Regions from separate parts of the Mus musculus genome. Here regions 1 and 2 are each linked to region 3. The links are chromatin loops, found by intact Hi-C in ENCODE. Cell type or tissue: left cerebral cortex. All regions are shown on one strand.

The links. Peaks named below come from ENCODE experiments on the same cell type or tissue, not always from the same donor. Only the 100,000 strongest peaks of a DNase experiment are listed, where the experiment ranks them.
Region 1: a loop joins it to region 3, with 8 times the contacts of the local background. A loop is called at or near these places in 7 of 42 quality-filtered maps.
Region 2: it touches region 3 in a loop (2.6-fold over the local background); 10 of 42 quality-filtered maps call a loop at or near these places.

The regions. Positions count from the first base shown.
Region 1 is chr10:85,675,079-85,683,078 of GRCm38, forward strand. No RefSeq gene overlaps it. Among named protein-coding and RNA genes, the nearest start is that of Gm6713, 32 kb to the right of the region's middle. In left cerebral cortex, a CTCF peak has its summit at 3,738 (motif pointing right); a DNase peak (open chromatin) is centred at 3,736.
Region 2 is chr10:85,954,296-85,962,295 of GRCm38, forward strand. It overlaps Rtcb (RNA 2',3'-cyclic phosphate and 5'-OH ligase), which reads right to left and starts at 3,498. Exons shown (of 12, transcript NM_145422.4): 1 at 3,320-3,498; 2 at 1,424-1,502. The coding sequence starts at 3,412. It overlaps Gm48175, which reads left to right and starts at 610. Exons shown (of 1, transcript XM_030245432.1): 1 at 610-991. The coding sequence starts at 665. The coding sequence ends at 853. Bpifc (BPI fold containing family C) reads right to left here. Exons shown (of 16, transcript NM_177772.4): 15 at 7,698-7,774; 16 at 5,396-6,246. The coding sequence ends at 6,124. In left cerebral cortex, no CTCF peak of the experiment used is centred here; a DNase peak (open chromatin) is centred at 3,531; H3K4me3 peaks cover 1,315 bases; H3K27ac peaks cover 779 bases.
Region 3 is chr10:85,868,515-85,876,514 of GRCm38, forward strand. It overlaps Pwp1 (PWP1 homolog, endonuclein), which reads left to right and starts at 3,317. Exons shown (of 15, transcript NM_133993.3): 1 at 3,317-3,500; 2 at 5,764-5,822; 3 at 5,935-6,119; 4 at 7,784-7,869; 5 at 7,972-8,000. The coding sequence starts at 3,429. In left cerebral cortex, no CTCF peak of the experiment used is centred here; a DNase peak (open chromatin) is centred at 3,320; H3K4me3 peaks cover 1,473 bases; H3K27ac peaks cover 456 bases.

The sequences.
Region 1 (8,000 bases), 190 kb before region 3:
GCCATGTTTGTCGGAGCAGCTTAAGACATTGAAGAAGGAGAAGGAAGAGGAGGAGGAGGAGGAGGAGGAGGAGGAGGAGGAGGAGGAGGAGGAAGGGAATGTATAGGTGTGTGTGTGTTTATGTGTATGTCTGTGCCTGTGTGTGATATGCACAAATAACCATACAGGCCAGAAGAGGTGAATGGTCCCCTAGACCAGGTGTTACACGTGGTTGTGAGCAGCCTAACATGGGTGCTGGGAACTGAACTCAGGTCTTGTGATCCTAACCACTGAGCCATTTCCCCTTTCCAGACTTAGACATTTTGAAAGGGAATTTTCAAAGGTACATTTAGCCAGGAAAATTGCAATCTTCCTTAGGAATGTCCTTTGAAAGTATAAAATAACAAAAACTACTTTTTATAAAATGTCCTACATTGCCAATATTTTGGCTCTTAGGTTCTGCCCCTGTGTCCTTACCAAGAACTGCTGGGCAATATAGAAACAGTTCAGCAGCATAGAAAAAAGTTCCCATCCCAAAGGTGCCATGGTCCAGTCCACAGTGCAGCAGGTCAATTTTCCAGAATCTTCCCAATCATACCCACCCATTGTCACTCTACACAACCATCTCCATGCATGGCCTTCTTCAGAAAGATCTCACCGGGGTGGCAAGTCACCTGCCTTGCAGCTCCCTGTATTTGCTCTGGAACACTAAACTGGTGCTCTAGACAAGGCTCCTTCCACCTGTAGGAGCATCTGGCAGGTACTCCACACTGGGCAAAAGCCCACAGCAGAGGATTAGCCGACCCTACATATCAGCAGCACTCTCAAAGTTTCAGTTTGGGAAGTGCGTGCAAACTCCAATCATGGCAAAGCAGGCTAAGTTGAAGGGATTGAAGAGATGGGCCCAGCCCTTTTTTTCTCTCCTGTAGGAAAGTGTGTGTGTGCACGTGCGTTCGTGCGTGCGTGCGTGTGTGTGTGTGCGTGTGTGTGTGTGTGTGTGTGTGTGTGTGTGTGTTTGTGTGTGTACATGCTCAAGTTTCAGGTAGTGAGCTAGGTTTCTCTAGACTCTAGAATCTTCCCCCAGGCACACTCTGGGGGCACTATGGGATATCCCATGGTGGCGTCTGCCTGCTTGTCTACATTTCACATCTGTCTTAGCTTACCTTTTTTTTTTTTTTAAGACAGAGTCTCCCTACACAGCTCTGGCTAACCTGGAACTCACTATAAAGACCAGGCTGTCCTCAAATTCAGAGATCCACCTGTCTCTGACTCCTGGGTGCTGGGACTAAAGACTTAAGCCACCCTGCCCAGCTCTTAGTTATGCTTCTACTGATGTGATAAAACACCAGGACCACAAGCAATTTTGGAGGCAGAATGTGATGGCACTCTTTAATCCTAGCACTGGGGAGACAGAGGCAGGGACATCTCTGTGAGTTTGAAGCTAGCCTTTGTGATGGTTTGTATATGCCTGGCCCAGGGAGTGGCAATATCTAGAGGTGTGGCCTTATTGGAGGAAGTGTGTCACTGTGGGCGTGGACTTTAAGACCTTCATCCTAGCTGCCTGGAAGCCTGCCTTCTCCTAGCTGCCTTTATAACAAGAGGTGAAACTCTCAGCTCTTCCAGCCCCATGTCTGCCTAAATCTCACCATGTTCTTGCCTTGATGATAATGGACTGAAACTTTGAACCTGTAAACCAGCCCGAATTAAATGCTGTCCTTTATAAAAGTTGCCTTGGTCATGATGTCTGTTCACAGCAGTAAAACCCTAACTAAGACAGCCTTCTTTGGGATGTATTTATTTTGGGTGAGGGAGATGGCTCAGCGGGTAAGAGCACTGACTGCTTGCTCTTCCGAAGGTCCTGAGTTCAAATCCCAGGAACCACATGGTGGCTCACAACCATCCATAATAAGATCTGATGCCCTCTTCTGGTGTATCTGAAGACAGCTACAGTGTACTTACATATAATAATATATAAATCTTTGGGCTAGAGCGAGTGGGGCTGGAGTGAGCAGAGGTCCAGAGTTCACTTCCCAGCAACCATATGATGGCTCACAACCACCTCTACAGCTATGGTGTGCTCATATACATAAAATAAATAAATACTTTTTTAAAAAAAAAAAGTATTTATTTTGCAAGTGAGTGTTCTATTTTTGTATACCTGCGTGCCAGAAGAGGGCATCAAATCCCATTATAGATGGTTGTGAGCCACCATGTGGTTGCTAGGGATTGAACTCAGGACCTCTAGAAAAGCAAACAGTACTCTTAACGGCTGAGTCATCTCAAAGACCCCATCAAACAAATAAACAAACAAACCTGAAGAGGAAAGGGTTTATTTCATCATACAGCTTGCTGACTTTCATGAAAGGAAGTCAGGGTATGAACTCAAGGCAGGAACCTGAAGGCAAGAACTAGAAGACCACAGAGACCATGAAGCACTGCTCCCTGTGGCTTGTCCCAGTTTGCTTTCTTATACAATACAGGACCACCTGCCCAGGGTGGTGCCACCCACAGTGGCCTACCCTGCCACATCAATCAACAAGCAAGAAATGCCTCACAGGCTTGCCTACAGGTCGATCTGATGGGGGCAGATTTCTCAATTGATTTTCTTTCAGATGACTCTGGCTTGCATCAAGTTGGAAGAAAGAGAGAAGGAGGGTGAGGGGAGGGGGAGGGAGAAGTAGGAACGTAGGAAGGGAGGAAGAAACACCTCAAGAGAGAGCTCTGGGATTTGGTCCTTGGAAGTAGATCAGGGATCCTAGGAGGTTAAGAGGAACCCACATATGTATGTATGAAGTTCAGAACATCTAGATAATGTTCTAAGCAGTGGGATGTGTGTGCACAGAAAACTTTATACAGCCCTTTGCTACCCCAGTTTGCAGACAAGAAAACTAAAATTCAAAGAGATTAAATGACCTGCCCAAGATCACACATTGTCGGGTGGGTCGGTAGGTAGATCTGTGATCCATTCAGAGACATCAAAGCTCCAGGGGCCACACCTTTGACCATTTTGATGTAGTCTTTTAAAAGTTGCACAGTGTGGGCTGAAGAGATGGCTCAGCAGTTAAGAGCACTGTCTACTCTGCACTTTCAGAGATCCCGAGTTCAATCCCCAGCAAATACATGATGGCTTTTCAACCACCTATAATGGGATCTGATGCCCTCTTCTGACACAAAGGTGTACATGCAGATGGTAAGCTAATATATAAATATGCAAAATAAATATTTTTTTTTAAAAAGAGTTGCACAGTGTAATGCCAACATCAAAGTCAGGAGGATCAGAACTCCAACCTTGGATTTGACCCTTATTAGTGTTGAAGCCTTGGGCTCCTTATTTGATATAAAATCAGTATCCTCCACTGTAACATTGGTGGTCCCCACAGACACCGTGATGGACCGTTATCATCTATGTATCTGATCTCAGACTCAGCTTCCCCACATAAGACAGGGGATGGGTTGCTCGAGGCCACACAGCTAGGCGTGCGTTTCAGGACAGCAGCTGCAGTGCCTTTTGTATTCACCAGAAGCTCTAAGGCAACCCATCCTAGCTCTTCTACTCTGTCCTCTAAGAGCATCTTCTCCAGTTTGCCTACTTTGGCTCTCCAAAATCACCTGCAAGGACACACCACCATCCTCAGGGTGTGTGAAGCAGGAACATGCTGATGGAGATGCCACAAAATTTAAAATTAATTAATTAATTAAAAAAGGCATTGGAGGCAAGGGAATGTTCAAGGTTCAGGCATATTACAACAGTGCCCACTTGGTGGCGCCATACCCCTATATTCAGTGTGAAGAGCGTAAATCTGCCTCATAAAACAGAACTTGACAAGTTTCTTTTATTTATCCGTCTACCCAGTCATTCACCACACCTTTGCTAAGTGTGAGAATACACGTGACAGGCATGAGAACTACAACTGTATAGACCATAGCTAAAACTATTTTAATCTTTATCTGGCAACTTTCTGATAAGCCAGCCTGCCTCCTTCTATCTTAGGCTTGGAATCTATCTTATCTTATAGTAAAGACAAACTAGTTCGTCCCTATTTATGATTAAATGTTTCTCATGGAGTTGGGCTACGCCTCAACTACAAACGATTCTGTACCACCTGTTCCAGGAACCAGCAACCATGTCTTCGTTTCAAAAGGTTATCATGTCCACACTGTTTGTGGCCACGTTGTTATGGTTATGTTCTGCTTCTGTCACCCCAGCTATTTGCCTGCCAAATCCTCCATTTGGTAACCACCTTCTCTTGAACTATAAATATCTTGATCTTACCCATATCCAGTGCTGATCTCTTGAACCCCACCTTTAGAGAGAAGCTTGTTTTAATTACTTTGGCTATGATGATTTGGGTCTGTGGTCTTTCTCCCCAAACCTGTGGGATTAACACTTCCCAGTTTCCATGTGAATTTCACAGCTATGGGAGGACTATACTGTTCCGTTCATTCATCCATAACAAGCACTCAGATCATCCTTCCCTTTTGTCTCCAGGTATGTATTTGACGTCAAATCTGCCAGGCCCCGGGAATGCTAGAATGGGAAAGACACTTGTGGAGATAAGAAACACATGATTGGTATCGATTTGGTGAGTGGTGTTTGCAAATGCCAGAAAACCTGCTCCAAATCTTCTGAAATAGTCAGGGCCTTTCTCCTGTGGCCTCAATAAAGGGAGAGCAAACCTTTGCCCAGCGATTCTCCCTATGCTTCTGGTAAGTATGTGGTCCATGCCCTTGTTCTGTGACTGCCATTCAGGTTGGTGGCAAGGATATGACTGAGTTCGTTATATCTGTGACTTTAGGGAAAACCCTTGCCTTCCCTGTGCACACATTCCTATCTTCCCTCCCAAAAGCTGTTATTCAGGTGTGGCAGAAAACACTCAGGAGTGAAGCTAGATACCCGAACTCCACCCCCACATCTTGGTCTTTTTCCTGGGCTTCACTCTTCGAGTCTGTGATAAATTAAGTACCACCCAACTCTAGGCACAAACCAGCCCAGAAAGAAATGAGACAAGATAAAGATGTGTGCTTATTCGCTAGGGCTGCTGGTGCTGAGGACACTGTAAGCCTGAAGCTGAGGTAGCTTGAATGATGTCATTTATGTGGTTAGATGGGTAGTTATCAGGTTAACTGTTGCTTATATCAGAAAGGACGAGTGAATCAGTGGTCAGCTCTACCAGAAACGTGTGTGGCAAAAGCCAAGTAGTTGGATGGCATCTTGCCGTTACTAACTATACCAGGGCTTCCCAGTCTGTGGGGCGTGACCCTTTTGGGGGCTAAGCAACCCTTTCCCAGGGGTCACCTAAGACCATCAGAAAACACAGATATTTACATTAAAATTCATAACAGAAGCAAAAGTGCAGTTATAAAGTAACAATGAGAATAATTCATTTTATAGTTGGGGGTTACCACAACTGTATTAAAGGGTCGCAGCAACAGATGAGTGTCCTAATGCCTTTGAACAGCAGTGTAGGGCATTTGTATCATTCCTTTCTCATGTAAATGCTTATTGACACCTTCTCTGTCAGGTACTGTGCCAGGTCCTGGCAATACTGTGCTAACTAGACCCATAGAAGATTTGTCCTCATGAAGATGGACAGTTCAATTCCATTCTGGGTGTATAAGGTGAGGATTTTGGCACCAGATGCATAAACTGAGGATATGACCTCTCCAAGGTATGGTTGAGAAGAGTTTTTGTTGTAGATATGAAGGTAGGTACAGCCAGAAGCATTGTCTTAGTTAGTTTTACTGCTGTGAACAGACACCATGTCCAAGGCAACTCTTATAAGGACAACATTTAATTAAGGAAAACATTTAATCTGGCTTACAGGTTCAGAGGTTCAGTCCATTATCATCAAGGTGGGAACATGGCAGTGTCCGGGCAGACATGGTTCAGGAGGAGCTGAGACTGAAGGCAAACTGGCTTCCAGACAGATAGGACAAGGGCCTTGAAGCCCACACCCACAGTGACACACCGATTCTAATAAGGCTACACCTCTTAATAATGCCACTTCCTGGGCCATGTGTATACAAATCATCACAGGCATCTATCTGGAAGAGGCCAGAGCCAAGAAAATAGTAAACTGAATAGAGCCAGAAGGCCAGACCAGGCCTTGGTGGGGCAGAGCGGCAGGGTAGGAGGAGAGAAGACAGAAGAGAGATCAGAAATGGTGGGGTTATAAAGGAATGTGGAGCTGGGGAGGGAAGCCCATGAAGCAGAGACATGCAGGGAGGGGGTAAGATGAGGAGAGCTGAGAAAAGCCACTGATATCTGCCACCCCCCACCTCCAACTCCCACTGAGGAAGCCAGGAGGTCAACATGTGCTTTGGTATACTAATAGGCACCAGATATAGCCATTTGTCCCAAGTTTTTTTAGACCTGAAACTGAGAAAATAAATTTTCTTTTTTCTTTTCTTTTCCTCTTTTTTTCTTTCTTTTCTCTCTCCCCAGCCCCCTTTGAGGAAGAGTCTTACTATGTGGCATAAGCTAACAGACTCACAGTCTTCCTGCCTCAGATGCTGAAATTACAGGCATGAGCCAACCACCAGGTGGTGATTTTATCTTTGTGCATCTGGTTTGTTCTCTGCTCATAATCTCTAGCACTTGGTGACCAGTAGCCATTATTATTCCTTCAACTTTATCAGCTAATATCGCAGGTACGCTAGAAGGACAAGAAACAGAGCCCAGTAGACTAGGGAGAAGGGTAACATAGACTTGCTTTTCTCCCAGCTGTCTTAGGGTTTCTACTGCCGTGAAGAGACACCATGACCATAGCAGCTCTTAGAAAGGAAAACAATCAACTGGGTCTAGATTACAGTTCAGAGGTTTAGTCCATTGTCATCATGGTGGGAAGCATGGCAGCATGCAGGCAGACATGGAGCTGTAGAAATAGCCGGGAGTTCTACATCCATATCCAAAGGCAGCAGGAAGACAAGAGTGACTGGACCTGGCTTGAGACTCTGATATCTCAGAGCCCTTCCCCCAGTGACTCACTTCCTTCAATAAGACTACACCTGTGGGACAGTGAAAGGTAGCCTGGTTCCCATTTGAGCTAAGGCTAGAAACCCCAGAGACCCTGAAGGGATGATAGGAATTTCACCTGCTATTGGGCACCAGGCCCCTGTCACTAGCCACAGACCCCATAGATTTCTGGCTATCAGTCATATAAAGGCAACATCCCAAGCCCCTCCACATGTAGAGGACATGATGTAGGCTCAAGACAGATCTCCATTTTAATGAGGTACCTAAAGGCCCAGAGGACTTAACCAATAAGCTTCCCTTCCCAGACATTCCTCCCTGCAAAAAAGTATTTAACCTCAAGCCTGCCCTGAGAAGGTACAGTTTTACTCATCCACTTTCTGCCATGACAATAAATGCCTTAAAACCATGGACTGCTTCATTTCACTGGGATCCGCCATGGGGAGCCATGGAGAAGGCCTGTGCCTATAGAGCCATTGGCTAATCTCCCATAGAAGACCTCTCTGACATCCCATCCATGTCCACCACCAAGCCCAAGCCCAAGCCTGCTGCCATCAAGCCAAAGACTTTCCCGCCTGGGAACCAGTCGGAGCTCCCCCTTTCCCTTCCCCCCTCCCCCAGGCCCTGGCTAGATCCAGCCTGCAGGCCCACAATCTGTTCTCAGCTCTTCCAAGGTTTCCAGCAGTGCCTGGATGTCCAAGAGCCTGAGAACCAGATGGCCGTGGCCTCGTCGCAGGCCCGGGGACCCCCAAGCCAGCCCCAGCTGTCCTGCACCTCAGACTGTGCTTTCCCACCCCTGGAGCGGTGTCCCGGGGCTTCCCTACAACCCAGTGACAATATGGGGTAAGCGAGGTCAAAACTCCCTGACCTACAGAGCCCTATGGGGTAGGAGCAGACATGGGGCCCATAACCCTACATACACCTATGCCAGACCTCCTAATAGTGCCACCTCCTAAGAGCCTGTGGAGGCCATTTTCCTACAAAACTACACCAGCATTCAAGGCCAGCTATCAATGTTTATCAGTCTAATTACACAGGCACTGCGCTG
Region 2 (8,000 bases), 86 kb after region 3:
CATGTCTGTAGTCTTCCCTAGGATCTACTCACTGTATGTGTGCAGGGAGGGCAGAGACAGCTTTGTGGAGCCAGCTCTATCCTCCTGTCTTTACTTGTGTTCTAGGAACTGCAGCCATGTCTTGAGGCTTTTCCTTTAAGCCCTCTCTCTAGCCGTCCACCTTATTTTTTGAGACAGGGTCTCTTACTGAATCTGGGCCTCAATTATTGATTAAATCAACTGAGCAGCAAGCTCTGGAGATCTGCCTTGTCTCCCTCCCCACCCAGGGCTGAGATCACAGAGGGATCCTTGAACCTGGCTTTTACCCAGGTGCCAGGGCTCCCACCTCAGCTCTTCATGTTTACACAGCCGGCACTTTACTCACTGGGCCACAGCCAAAGCCTTCAGCAGTGCCATTTAACACAAGTGAACTTAGTCAAGCAAGGAAGAAAGGATTTATTTTGCTAATCTAAAAAAAAAAAAAAAAAAAGAAAAGGGCTAAAAGATTCTATCCCACTGCCAGTTTAGAGTATCACTTTAGGGCATTACACCTTTATCTCTAAGCCGCCCTGCAGCCATGTGAATTAATGCTCACTAAAGCTAGTAACCAGCTAAGACTACTGGTTTTGCTTTTTGCCCAGTAGCTGTGGAACCTGGTGTGGCCTATAGCCTTGCTCTTACTGAGATGCTTCAAGGGCTTGTTAAGACTGTGTGGGTCCCCATGAAACCCTCCTGTACCCAGGTTTACCAGGAAATCTGGGTAGAAATGGGGTCAGTGACCTTCATCCCTTATTCAATCAGGAGTGCTGATAAAAGAAGTAAAGTGCTGGAAGGCTCCAGTCCTGCAGCTGCCCTGGGCCATCACTACTTCTGATTCCACTCAAGATGAACGGTGCTAACCCAGCTAAACCTAAGCAGGCTGTGTTAGATGGGAACATGGAACATTGCTGTAGACTTACCTAAGAACCCTTTACAGTGTGGCATTAATAAATGTATCTGAGAAGTGCCCCACCCCCCCAAAAAAGAAAAAAGTACTGGTTTGAATAATTAGGCACTTTGAGATTTGAATTCTGGCTCTGTCACTATGAAGCTGTGACCAAGGACAAGCTAAAAGTCACTTACACTCACTGCATTTTGGAATTCTACAAGAGACAGACAATATCTCCCTTTTTAGTTATTTCAAACATGACATGAACAATCAGTATAGAGATCTAATGACACGCAGTGAGTGCAGGATGGACAGCAGTGTGTGCTATTAGAGTGTGCAGTTATCTGAGAACAAGCCCTGAGCTCCAAACCTTTACACAGCAGTGTGCCCCAACATGTGATCACAAATATATAGGTGCTTTGATTCAAGTCTAGATCACTCCTTAAAAATGTCTCACACTGGTTGAGTTCCTCTTGATTCAGGGAACAGGGAAAGCTCTACCTCTAGTGTACTTACCACCACCTCGACAGGCGTTCCTTAATTCCTCAAACATTAGTTTTTCCAGAGCATCATTCACATAAAACACTCCTTCAACCTGATACAAAAGAAAAGCAAAATGCGTTGTCTGAACCCAAGTTTCTCAAGTACACGCCCAGTGGGCAGAACGTATACACTGCACATAGCGCTTCATTCTGCATGAACGTCTATACCACACATAGCGCTTCATTCTGCATGAACGTCTATACCACACATAGCGCTTCATTCTGCATGAACGTCTATACCACACATAGCGCTTCATTCTGCATGAACGTCTATACCACACATAGCGCTTCATTCTGCATGAACGTCTATACCACACATAGCGCTTCATTCTGCATGAACGTCTATACCACACAAAGTGCTTCATTCTGCATGAACGTCTATACCACACATAGCGCTTCATTCTGCATGAACGTCTATACCACACATAGCGCTTCATTCTGCATAAACGTCTATACCACACATAGCGCTTCATTCTGCATGAACGTCTATACCACACATAGCGCTTCATTCTGCATGAACGTCTATACCACACATAGCGCTTCATTCTGCATGAACGTCTATACCACACATAGCGCTTCATTCTGCATGAACGTCTATACCACACATAGTGCTTCATTCTGCATGAACGTCTATACCACACAAAGTGCTTCATTCTGCATGAAGCTGCCACGTTGCGTCTTTTAAGAGGAAAACTTCCAGTCACAATCTAAAAGGATCTTAGAGCATTTTAGATCTGGGTTTAAACTGGAAATGTCCAACCCGTAAAATCTAATCAACGATCTTCAAAACGGAAAAACTGCTCACAAATTTCTGAGGCGATATGTCTATCATGATTTTGCTATTATATAACTTACGCATTATAAAAAGCATCATATATATATATATATATAATATGTATGTGTGTATAATATATATGTATATAATATATGCGTATATATATTATACACACACACACACACACGGATATAATGTACAATTTTCATGTGTCACTTAATAAATTAGCAAGACTCTACCAACCAGCCTTCCCTTCTTCCACACAACAAAGGAAAATACTGTTTCACTGCTGTGGACTTTTTCTCCCTAGTATACCTTGCAAAGTGGTGCAAGGCTTCTCTGTGTAACCAGTCCTGAATGGATCTTCCATTTCCCAGCCTCCAGGGATTATAGGCCCGAGCCACCAAGCGAAGCCTATCAGAAACTTTTTACTAAGACAAAGGACTGCAAATCTTTATTGCATTCTCATGGCATTTATGAGACGGTGTCACTTAACACATGTGCCAAAACCTCACAAGTGTTTTCTTCCTCAACGTTTATCGGAACTTTCGAGTACACACGGCGGTGGCGACAGCAGGCCCAGGGTTTCAGATCCTGGTCTCTGGCTCCCAAGCCTTCAGCTGAAACACATCATTCAGGCTGAGAGAAGTGGACTCGATACGAATTCAGGGTTGTCTTCCTAGATGGGTACAGATAAGTTACCCACCAACTCGGGGGTCCTCCGCCAAGAGCATATTAAAAGCTCGAATCATGCCGATTGTCGTTACGTTAAAACCCAGTTAAGTTTGGAGAATGCCATCTGTAAACGTTAACTAAATATCAGGACTCAAGAGAAACAGAGTTCCTGGCTGGCGGTGCCAACTTGGGAAAGTCCACAGAAATCTCGGAAGACCAGGAACACCGTGTCTGATGGTGCGTGGGGAAAACACGCGTGAGCCCCCACGCTGCGTCCGTCTGTCCTCGTGTGTGTGGACCTGGCGCGTGCAGTCTGCAGAGGAGGGAGACCTGGAACCCCGCAGCCCTGCGCTGGGCGGAGGCCGCCGGTTCGCGGCGGAGTCGCGGCCTGCAGCTCCCAAGGCCGCTGCCCCAACTCACCTGCATGTTGGGCACAAAGCCCTTCTTGATCCTCCAGCAGTTTTTATTGATCTTGTCCAAGAACTGTAGCTCATCGTTGTAGTTACGACTCATGGTGGCGGCGAGGCCAGCGATAGCTCCTGGCTACGCTTAGAAAGAGAAACCACCCCGCAGTCCACCCGCTCCACGCAGCGCCGCCTCTCAGGGCGCAGGCGCGACCAGCTCCGCTCCAGGAGGGAAGATGGCAAGCGCCGAGGCTCAAAACTCTTCGCGCGAGTCCTGATCATCTCGTTACAATGAATTACAGCGCTAGTCTTCACTTGCACTTCCCCCCCCTCTTTCTTTCTCTCCCTCTTTCTTTCTTTCTCTCTCTCTCTCTTCCTTCCTTTCTTCCTTTCTTTCTTTCTTTCTTTCTTTCTTTCTTCTTTCTTCCTTCCTTCCTTTCCTTCCTTTCTTTCCTTCTTCCTTTCTTTTCCTCTTTCTTTCTTTCTTTCTTTCTTTCTTTCTTCCCCTCTTTCTTTCTTTCCCTCTTTCTTTCTTTCTTTCTTTCTTTCTTTCTGTCTGTCTGTCTGTCTGTCTTTCTTCCTTCCTTCCTTCCTTTTTTCTTTCTTTCTTTCCTTTTCTTTCTTTTCCTCTTTCTTTCTTTCCCTCTTTCTTTCTTTCTTTCTTTCTTTCTCCCCCTCTTTCTTTCTTCCCCTCTTTCTTTCTTTCCCTCTATCTTTCTTTCTTCCCCTCTTTCTTTCTTTCTTTCTTTCTTTCTTTCTTTCTCTCTCTTTTTCCTTTCTTCCCCCCTCCCCCTTTCTCTCTCCCTCCCTCCCTTCACCCCCCCCCCTTTTTTAAAGTAAGATCTCGATACTTAGCCTTGGTGAGCCTATGTATCCGGGTTGGCTTCGAACTCTCACAGATACCCTTGCCAATGTCTCCTGACTGCTGCTATTGAAGACATACTGCTTTAAGAATGTTTTTGAGCTGCTCCTGAAACCTCTTCACCCTGGATCAGGTCAACTGCTATATAGAACATACAGTTTGGAGTTCATGCCCCATGAACATTAGTGAAACAGCTGAGCAAGATAAAATACTAATGACGTTTGCAATGTATCAGAATGAGATTGAAGATGTACAACAAACACTCCATTACAAAATGAGCATCCAAAAGAAGCATATCACAACACTGTATCATTTATTTCTACAAATGCTTGTGAAGGAAATCTGCTCTGGCCAGCAATTCCCTACAAAGATGGATAAATCCCTCTTTCAGGGATCACTGTGTTCCATAGCTTTGTTTGGACTGTGTCCTGTGTCTGTACCTTTAAACTTAATTGACTCTTGCTCTTGGGATAAGAAAGCTGGCAGTGATTTGCAGGATAGTCCTACCCTGTGAAAAACACCACCATAGCAATCAGGAAGACTTGGGTTCAGGTTCCGCCTATGCCATTACCACCTTTGTGTGATACATTCCTCTGTTTTCACTTCTATGAAATGGGATCATAATTATTCATAGTGGCTCTGAAGGTCACAGACATGAAACTGGAGGAGTAACTAGACCAGGATGTTAAGTACTTATACAGCCCTCTTCTATCCCCCAGTAACCTAAGGAGTTAAGCAAAGGGTGTGGTTTCTGTTCATTTTTACATATCCACCCTGGCTGTCCCACTCTCCTGCTCCCCTGTCCAGTCTCACCCTGCTGATTAATGACACTAATGTCAACTGTGAACTGCCTAGGTTTAATAAGCTGCACTACCATTTCAGTCAATCTTTTTAAAAAAAGATTTATTTATTTTATTTATGTGAGTACACTGTAGCTGTCCTCAGACACACCAGAAGAGGGCCTCAGATCCCATTACAGATGGTTGTGAGCTACCGTGTGGTGGCTGGTTATTGAACTCAGGACCTCTGGAAGAGCAGTCAATGTTCTAAACTGCTGAGCCATCTCTCCAGCCCTCATTTCATCCAATCACTGAAAGGACACATCCACAAACATAAACAAATGACACAGGACAACCATAGGAAAGATTTAAGGGGCTCTCGGCTCCCTTTTAGTATTGGTGTTTGTAGAACTTCAGTCTTTGCCGAAGTTTTAAAAAAATTAAGTCTTTTCCATTTTTCTGTCATATTTTATTAAAATAAATTCAGGACAGGAGCTTTCACACATAGATTCTGACATCGTTAGAAAACAATTTTAATTAAGCACAGGACAGTAATAGTAAACATAAAACATAAAGTCCAATAAAAGTAGAAAGTCTCTAAAGAGCAGACATAGTCTTACACACACACACACACACAGATACACACAGACACACACACAGAGGCACACACACACACACACACATACATACACACACAGAGGCACACAGACACAGAGGCACACACACAGACACAGACACAAACACAGACACAGAGACACACACAGACACACAGACACACACACAGACACAGACACACACACACACAGATACACACCACACACAGAGGCACACACAGACACACATACACACACACACACACACCTACCAATGCAAATACAGACAAGTTCCTTACAACCTTACCACCTGGTCGGATCCACATGCCTTACTCTTTCCCACAAAGGCTAAACACAGGCACACAATGTGCTTACACATGCTCACATACACAGACCCCACTCCCACTACCTTGTTCCTGTTCATCATTTTAACTGTCGACCTTACTCTAGGTCTCTCAGGGCTCCAGAAGGAGACCTTTTCCACAAGGGCTTTAATATCCAGGATGCACGGTCTTCATCTTCCAGGTTTCTGGTTTCTGGGGGACTGAAGGCTGTTTACTTCCTGGGGTGTATTGTGAGCGGGCCATCAATGGGTTGGCTGTTCTCTCCATGGTCTATGTACTAGGTTCAGATCCCCCCAGCTGTTCAGATTTGGCTGTGGCTTTGAGGATGTGTCATATGCCAGGTCACTAGAAACCAGAAGGTAACCCTGAGAGGAAGGCAGAATAAAGACAATTTTAAATTAAGGCCATATCTGGGTTTGCATGAGAGAGGAAAGTTTCTTTGCCAGGCCTGAAAGCATCAAACTTTTCTCAATCCCTATGTGAGGGCCACTGATGCAAGAAGTGGCCATTCTGGATTACTGTCCCTAGATATGACATTGGTAGTGGGGAGTGAAAAAGAGGGAGTCTGGGAGCTATGAGGAAGTGTCCACTAGTGTGCAGGTGGGAGATGCTTTCTGAAAGTAGAAATATATTTCTACTTTCCCAAACTACAAAAAAACAAAACACAGAGAAGAGGCAGCAGTGCTATGTAGTTAGTTAGAATCTCCCAGAAAGTAGCCTTCAATCGGTCGCATCCTAAGGATTGTCTTCAGGGGAACGCCCTGAAGTTCCTTTGGCTGAAAGTATCAAAGAACCAATAAAGTACTTAGCTCTCATGGTTTCAATGCAAAATATTCCTCAGCCTCATGTGTTTAGAAACTTGGCCACCAGCACGTGACACTACTTTGGAAAGTTGTGGAGCCTAGGAGATGAAATCTTGCTGAAGGAAGTGGGTCAGTGGGGCATGTCTTCAGGTTTTATGGCTTGGTCTATTTCCTGTACACTGCTCCCTGACTTCTAGGAAATGGAACCAGGTATCTGATGTTTCTCTTGCCACACTTTTCCCTGCTGTGGTGGACTGTATCCTTTTGAGCTATAAGCCAAAAGCAAAACCACAAAAACAAAACAAAACAAAACAAAACAAAAAACCAACACAAACAACAACAAACCTAAAACTCCAACAAAACCAAAAAAAAAAAAAAAAAAAAAAACCTTTCTCTCCTATTCTACGTTGTATTTTGTCCGGCATTTAGTCACTGCAACAAGAGAAATGACTAATATATCACCCATTTTCCTTTCTACACAAGACACTACACTTACTTGGGTCTACTTTCTTCACTCATAAAATGAGATTCATATCTGGTGAAATAAAGCATTTTAAAACTTGCTTTCCTTATACTGAGGGGTGATTAAATGTAACCCTCAGAGTGAAGCTAGACTTAGCCTGACTCTTACATTTTTCATTGTTATTTATAAATTTTAACAGCTGGGTGTTTTGTTTATGAAATTCCATGGCTGGTAAAACTCCATGGTAAGCAGAATAAAGCACAATGAGGGAAAGGAGAAGACTTCGTGGTAAGAGAACTCACTGTCCTTACAGAGGACCTGGGTGTGGTTTCCAGCACCTACATTGTGTGCCTCATGATTGCCTGTAACTTCCGTTCCAGGAGATCTGATGTGGAACCAGTATAAGTGTGGCATAAATCCATAGACTCATGTACACACATATCCATATGAAATAAGATAAAGAAATCTTTTTAAAAAATAGGTAATAAACAAAACAGGAAGCTTTCTCTACTGTGAAAATAAATAGTGAAGAAGAGATTCCGAGTCTTACCTCAAGAACTTCAATATCCGAATTGATGAATGAGATATTGTAGGGGTTGGGAAGAGGAAATCCTTGCTGCAGTTTTGCTACAATGTAGAAAAAAAGATGTAAGGTAATTAATTTTTAAAAGTATCCGTAATTATATATATTTGGATACTGGAACAAAACAAAACACTTTCTGTTTTCTCTCATTTAAGTACTAGCCTTGCCTGACTATGTCTTTCATTTTCTACATATTCATAAAAGATATATATATATATACACATATACATATATACATACAAACGTATACATATACATATGTGTGTATAT
Region 3 (8,000 bases):
AGATTATGTCTGGAATGTAGGAGATCCCTTAGGGCGTCTCTTAGTACTACCATGTCCTGTGATTAAAGTCAATGGGAAACTACAACAGCCTAATCCAAGCAGGATGACAAAGGACACAGACCCATCAGGAATGAAGGTATGGGTCAATCCTCCAGGAAAAGAGCCAAGACCTGCTGAGGTGCTGGCTGAAGGTGAAGGAAATACAGAATGGGTAGTAGAGGAAGGTAGTTATAAATACCAATTAAGGCCACGTAACCAGTTGCAGAAACGAGGATTATAAAGTAATATGAATGCCCCTGTCTTATTTTGCTAACAAATATATTTGTCTTTCTTCCAATTTCTTTAACATCAATAGGTATTTAAATTGAGACAGTAAAAGGATGTTCTTAAGGGACATTGCCCCATTGTAAATTTACAAATGTGTTTGCGATTGTATGAGGGATAGTTATATCATGTTAGGCATATTCACAACCTTGTCATTGTTTCATGTGAACATGAGATATTATTTGTGTCAAGTTGACAAGGGGTGGATTGTAGTGGCTATTCCTGGTTGTCAACTTGACTATATTTGGAATGAACTACAATCCAGAATTGGAAGGCTCACCAGTCACCCTTATCTGGAGACTTGGAGATAGAAGTTTCTGATCTGGATCTTGGTATGGAGATCTTGAGGCATAGTGGCTATGGATTCCAGAAGATTAAATCTCCCAGTTCAAGGTCATCTAGGATTAAAGGTGTGGTGGAATGCACCTTTAATCTGGGCTACACCTTCTGCTGGAGACAATATAAGGACATTGGAAGATGGGAGTCTTGCTCTTGCTTCTTTGCCTGCTTGCTGTGTGAGACTGAGTAACTGCTATATATCCTTGGACTTCCATTCACAGCTACTACTGAACCACTGTTGGGAATTGGGATGTAGACTGTAAGTCATCAATAAATTCCTTTACTATATAGAGACTATCCATAAGTTCTGTGACTCTAGAGAACCCTGACTAATACAGAATGTAAACAGGAAACCTCAGGAAATAGGAGGCTGCGCGGGGGGGTGGGGGGGGACCCCAGAGTGCACCAGAGATCTGGGAGGTGAGGGGCTCTCAGGACTCACAGGAAGGGACCTTCGATGAAATGCCTGAAAGTAGGGAGAGGGAACTTATAGAGCCCACCTCCAGCAGGAAGTCAGGACATCAAATGAGGGATGGGGCTGCCATCCCACAGTCACACCTCTGACCCATAATTCTTCCTGTCTGAAAGAATTACAGGGATGGAAATGGAGAGGAGCCTGAAGAAAAGAAGGTACAGTGACAGGCCCAAAGTAGGATCCAGCTCAAGGGGAGGTCCCAAGGTCTGACACTATTACTAGGCTATAGAGCACTCACATGACTGCCCTCCGGAAACAACACTCTTTACAATAGCCACGAATGATATAAAATATCTTGGTGTAACTGTAACCAAGCAAGCTAAAGACCTTTATGGCAAGAACTTCAAGTCCCTGAAGAAAGAAATTGAAGAAGATAACAAAAGATGGAAAGATCTCCCATGCTCATGGATTGGTAGGATAGTGAAAATGGTCATCTTAGCAAAAGCAATCTACAGATTCAATGCAATCCCACCAAAATTCTAATACCATTTTTTAGGGATCTTGAAAGAGCATCTCAACATAAAATCGGATACACTAAGAAGTCTCATAGAAGAGAGTGAGAAATACCCTTGAACACATTGGTATAGGAGACAATTTCCTGGACAGAATGCTAATGGCTCAGATTCTAAGATCAAGAATGGATAAATGGGACCTCATGAAACTACAAAGCTTCTGTAAGGCAAAGGACATTGTTATTAGGACAAATTGGGAAAGGATCTTCACCAACCATACATCTGACAAAGGGCTAGTATCCAAAATTTGCAAAGAACTCAAGAAGGCAGACACCAGCAATCCAAATAACCCAATTAAAAAATGGCGTACAGAGCTAAACAGAGAATTCTCAGAGGAATCTCAAATGGCAGGGAAGCACTTCAAGAAATGTTCAAAGTCCTTAATCATCAGGGAAATGCAAATCAAAACAACTCTAAGGTTCCACCTTACATCCATCAGAATGTCTAAGATAAAAAAAAAAAACTCATGAGATAGCATATGCTGGTGAGGATGTGGAGCAAGGGGAGCAGTCTTTATTGCTGGTGGGAGTACAAACTTATACAATCACTTTGGAAATCAACTTGGCAGTTTCTCAGAAAACTCAAGACCCAGCCATACCACTTCTGGGCATGTACTCAAGAGATGTTCCATCATCCCACAAAGATGCTTGTTCATCAATGTTCATAACAGTTTTATTTGTAATAGCCAGAAACAGGAAACAACCTAGATATCCCTCACCTGAAGAATGGATAAAGGCATGGTACATCTACACAATGGAATACTATTCAACTATTAAAACCTAAGGCATCATGAACTTTGCAGGCAAATAGATGGAACTTGAGAATATCATCCTGAGTGAGATAACCCAGTCCCAAAAGGGCATGCATGGTGTGTACTCAGTGATAAGTGGATATTGTCCATAAAATACAGGTACCATGGTCCACTTCACAGAACCAAAGAAACTAAACAAGAAGGAAGACTCAATCAAGGAAGCTTGAATCTCACTTAGAAGAGGGAATAAAATAGTCATAAGAGGCTGATGGAGGGAGGGAACTGGGAGAGAGGGGAAATGGGGGATTCAGGATCAGGCATGGAGAAGAACAGGAGAGATAGCTATATGGCCATGAAAATGAATGGAAATCTGCAAAGTGGGGGGAAACCTGCATCTCCAGGACGAGACAAAGGCCTGGGATAAGGGAGGCTCCCAAGAATCAGTGGGGGGTGACCTTAGCTGTGACTCTCATTGGGGATGTGGAACCTGAAGAGGCCATCTCCTGTATCCAGAATGGAACTCCAATAGAGACACCAACCCACCCACAAAACTTTCAACTCAAAATTTATCCTGTCTACAAGAAATGCTGGCATAGGGGAGGGAGCAGAGACTGAGTGAATGGCCAACCAATAACCATTTCAACTTGAGACCCGTCCAGTGGGCAAGCACCAATCCCTAACACTATTAATGAAACTCTGCTATGCTTGCAGACAGAAGCATATTGTTCTCTGAGAGGCTCCCCCCAGTAGCTGATTCAGACAGATACAGACACAGCCAAACAGTGGATGGAGCTTGGGAACTCTTATGGAAGAATAGGAGGAAGGAGATAGAAACTCCACAGGAAGCAGTCGTAGATTTGCATACGGCCCCGCCCATCTCATGCAAATTCCCCTCCCCTTCCCCTTGGCGCCTGCGAGTGACGTCAGCGAGCGCCCGCGCCTGCGCGTTGTTCCCCTCCGCGGAGCTCAAGAGTAGTGTCTCCCAGCTCCCAGGGCTCCAACCTGCGCCGGGTTCAAACCGAAGATCATGAACCGCAGCCGCCAAGTGACCTGCGTGGCCTGGGTCCGCCGCGGCGTGGCCAAAGAGACTCCAGACAAGGTGAGGCCTGTGTATGGGGAGATGCCACGGCATGGCCGTGGGCTCGGCCCCGTCTGGGGCAGCACGCGCCCAGCAGGAGCCACGCGATGGGACCTGCCAGGTTGGCCGGGACTGTAGCCATGTGAGGTGTGGCTCCGGTGACCCGGGCGAGCAGAGACCGCGCGCCCCTTCCCTGCCCGGAGCGGGAACCCCGATCCCATCCCTGAGATGCACGAACACGTGGACTTTTTGTGCACTGGGAAGGGGCGGGGGTGTTTGCTTGTTACGAGTTTCTTACGGTGATCCGGATAAAACGTTATGGGGCAGAGAGAACAAGGTGTCAGTGTAACACAGTATGAAGGAAGTTGTACAAAAGCTGGAGACCGTGGCAAAGGAAGCCGGTTACTCAGGCGGTTTTGTTCATTACACAGTGTTTTCTGCAAGCCAAGCGGAGCCTGGAGTTCCGGGATATGTTGGAGCGATATAGGGCAAAGCCCTGTTCTTGACTTTCGGGATGTCAGGGGTTGTAAGTGTCCTAAAAGAAGTGAAGGGGTTGCTATGGGTGTAATTGTCTGAGTAGTGACAACTCGATATGTGATAGACGTGGGAGTGGCCTCGACATGAATTTACATGCGGTGAGGGATGGAAATACTCCTTATAGGTGTAAATTCTACCAGAGTGCAGGTAGTGTTTAGTCACTGTTTTCTCTGGTGTTTTGCCAACAGCAAGCAAGCAGTGTATATTTATAGGATAGGGACAACACTTGCCTTATTAAAAATTCTCCAAAAGAAAATTGTTTTCATTTTAAAAGGGCCATACACAGCTTTCGAAGTATTAAGAGAGTCTTAAAAATCCCTAGTTGTCATGCCCCAACCCCAAGCAATACAAATACCTTTGTGTGTGTGTATGTGTATGTATGTATGCCCATGTTCATGTGTTTGTGTATGTGTGCGCTGTCTGATTGAACCCAGCGTTAGTCAATCGAGATAGAGTGGCTGGCCAAGGCACCAGAAATTCTCGTCTCTGTAGTCCCTAGTGCTGGGATTACAGGTGTCCCCTACACTACACCCAGCTTTTGAGTGGCTTCTGGGATGGAACTTAGATCCACATGCTTGCTCAACAAAAGCTTTACCGACTGACCTCCGGCCTTCCCCGGAGTTTTTCAGTCTTTAATTTCTGGATCTTTCTCAGGCAGAATTGAATGTCATTCTCAGGGAGATTCTTGTTATCTCAACGTTTTTTGTTGTTGTTTTGGAGACCAGGTCTCACTCTGTAGCCCGCTGTGGCCTCAGACTTATGGCAATCCTCCCGTGTCAGCCTCCTAAATACTAGAGTTATAGGTGTGAGCCACTGAAGATCTGGAGGCTCTTTAGTAGAAACTGAGCCGTTGATTTACCTTCATGTGGAGTGTTGCCATTATGGCCAACCCACACTGCGGGCTTAAGTAAATAAACAATACCCAACTAGTGTTGGCCTTTACAAGCTTAATACAGAAGTGTTAGGTCTGGTCTGGTCTGGTCTGGTCTTTTCTCCAGACAGGGTTTTTTCTGTGTAGCTGTTCTGTAACTCACTCTGTAGACCAGGTAGCCTTGAACTCAGAGAGATCCGCCTGCCTCTGCCTCCCCTGGGATTAAAGGCATGTGTTCCACCCCACCCCCCACCCCCACTGCCTTCTTGTTATGTGCCTTAAAGGTACTGACTCACTATTTAGGTGAGGGAATGCCAGTTTTGAAGAGAGTGGCCTTAGTTTTGAACTTCATTAGAACAAAAGATAGCCAAATGGGAAATGTTACTGGAAGTGGGGAAAATAGAGCTGGAATTCAAGGTTGGAATGGGTGGAGGAAGATGGGGGTTATTAGTTCCCAGAAAGAATCCATTTACATTGGGCAGTGATGCTAGGGGAAAAAAGGCAGAGGACGGATGTTCTATGGTTTGATAGCCAGAGAGGGAGGTGCCCTTGGAGTCTGAGATAGTTGGAAGAAACATGGCGACCACAGGTCTGTCTATTTTACAGAAGCCAGCCTATTTGAATATTGAGGAAGGCAGAGGAGCAGAGTGAGCACGGCTGCTAACAGTGGTAGGTGGGCGGAGTCTGATTTGTACAAAGGATTCGTACAGATCCGATTTGTACAAGCTCTGCCTCCTTAAGTTTAGAGCCGACATGTATGAGATTTCTTGATGGCTCTTGAGGTTGGAGTTAACATTTGCTTGAAGACTCAGTTCAAAGGCTTCTAATGATGTCCATAAATATGCGCTAATGCTCGAAGTGTTTGCTCCCTTGTAGGTAGAGCTAAGTAAAGAGGAAGTGAACCGTCTCATCGCTGAAGCAAAAGGAAAGTTGCAGTAAGTCATTTCTAATAGATTCAAAGTGTTGCTGACTGTGGTGAAATCTGTCATGTGCCTGGTTAGGAGGTGCCATCAGGGTGACATCTTTTCCCTTTCTGTCTTCACTCAGAGAAGAAGGTGGGAGTGAAGAAGAGGAGGCAGGCAACCCTTCAGAAGATGGCATGCAGAGTGGCCCGACCCAGGCACCGCCTAGGGAGTCCCTGGAGGATGGGGATCCACAAGATGACCGCACACTGGACGATGACGAGCTGGCGGGGTACGACTTAGATAATTATGACGAAGAGGATAACCCAGGTGAGAGGTGGCTCTAGAGCCTGCTATCCCAAAGCTTTCCTCTCTTTTACTCTCCCCAGGGTCGGGTCAGATAATTTGGCTCAAGATTTGGACTTGTTTCCTAATCTAGTTTAGAAGGAAGCTCTGATCTGCTGGTCTAAGGTATACATTTGAGATCTCCTTAGACCATCTACTTTATTGCCTGTGTCAGGTGCCATCTATAACTGGCTTGTGAGCTCTCTGCGGTTACTGCACTGTTGCTGGAGAATGAGAAGAGGGAGCCTGGGTGCCAGGAGGGGGAGGAGGTGCAGCCAAGGCATTGAGACACAGTAGGAAGCCCAGGTGAACTACGATACTGAGAACACTGGCAAGGCTGCTCGATTAGCACAGGAGGCAGAGTGATAAATGTAAAGAACTGGCAGAAGCTGTGTGGTTTGGTTCTTGGCCTTCTGGTATGGTCTCCAGGAAACATTTGCTTGGAATCTGCAGGGTGAGGAAAAGGCGGCACCATTGTCACTCTGATCACGTTAATAAGCTCTGTAACGTGTCAGTCCCAGCTGCTCTGGAACCTTGTGGGATTCTCCGAATCAGCAACTCCCGACTACAGCATCTGAAAAACAGATGCGCCGGCACATAAACCATCAGCTCAGTATGGGTTTTGCTGTTGTCTGCAGCAAACTGAAGTCACCACCGCCACTCTGTCCCCTGGATTTCAGTGGGCGAGTGGTGGTCTGCAGGAGCATGCTGTTCCTCATGTGAAGGAGAGCACACAGAACCAGAGAAGGTGCTTGCTTGCCTAGTTGATGTGTGCTCGGTGTTGATGCTTTGTGCCTTTGGGGTGCTGCTGCTCTGCTCCTCTTTCCTCGTGAGTCTTACCATGCTCAGCTTTACTGCCCCACCCAGTGATGGAGGGGAATACAGTACTGTTGGGCTGTTGGCGCTGTGGAGTCGGTGCTTTTCATAGGAGCTAGGATTTGGTTTGCCTTCCATTTTGGCCCTACCATCTGCCCTCCACCAGATGGAAATAATGCCATCATATTATAAGTCCATTGTTTAGGTCAGAACTCAGAGATTGTCATCTGGCCACCCATTCCCTAGCACAAGAGCCTTCAAAGGGCAATGTCAGGTCCAAACCATGGCGGCTGCCCTAGGTCCATCAGATCCGAACCATGGCTGCTGCCCTAGGTTCGCTCAGCACTCCCTTGCAAAGGCAGTATAAAGATTCCCTTTTGGGATTTGTGAAACCTACGCTTGTAAGTGTGAGAGCGCTGCCTGCATAGCAGCCTGGCCGGCTGTGAAGCCTGCCGTCTAAGTGTTTACCTAACAACCTGGTTTGCTGATCTCGGGAACATATTCTTCAAATTACTCACAGCTGCCTCTCCAGCACCTTGACTTCTAGTTGTATAAACAAGGTAGAAAATCTGAACAGAGCTGGAATGCTTCCTAAAAGGGTTACATTCTTGACTTAGTTCTTTCATTCAGAGATTGTGACTTCCAAGATTTAGGAATTCATTCCAGATGTCAAATAGAACTGACTTGTAAGTTTGTACAGCTTTCTCTACCAAATAAGAGCAGCATGGTTGGTGATAAAGGACACCCAAGCCAAAAACTAGAAGACTTGGGGAAAAAGTTTTGTCAAGATGATTTTTAATTTTTCTATTTTGATGGATGGATTCTGATTACAGATGCTGAGACCATTGGCGAGTCTCTGTTGGGTCTTACGGTCTATGGCAGTAATGACCAGGATCCATATGTCACCTTGAAAGACACGGTAGGTAAATGTTTACCCACATCAGTTTTCAGATTGGTCCTAAGTGTTGAAAATCCTCATGGAACCCCCGCCTCTAGCCAGTGACTGTCTCCTCCCACTTAGGAACAATATGAGCATGAAGATTTCTTGAT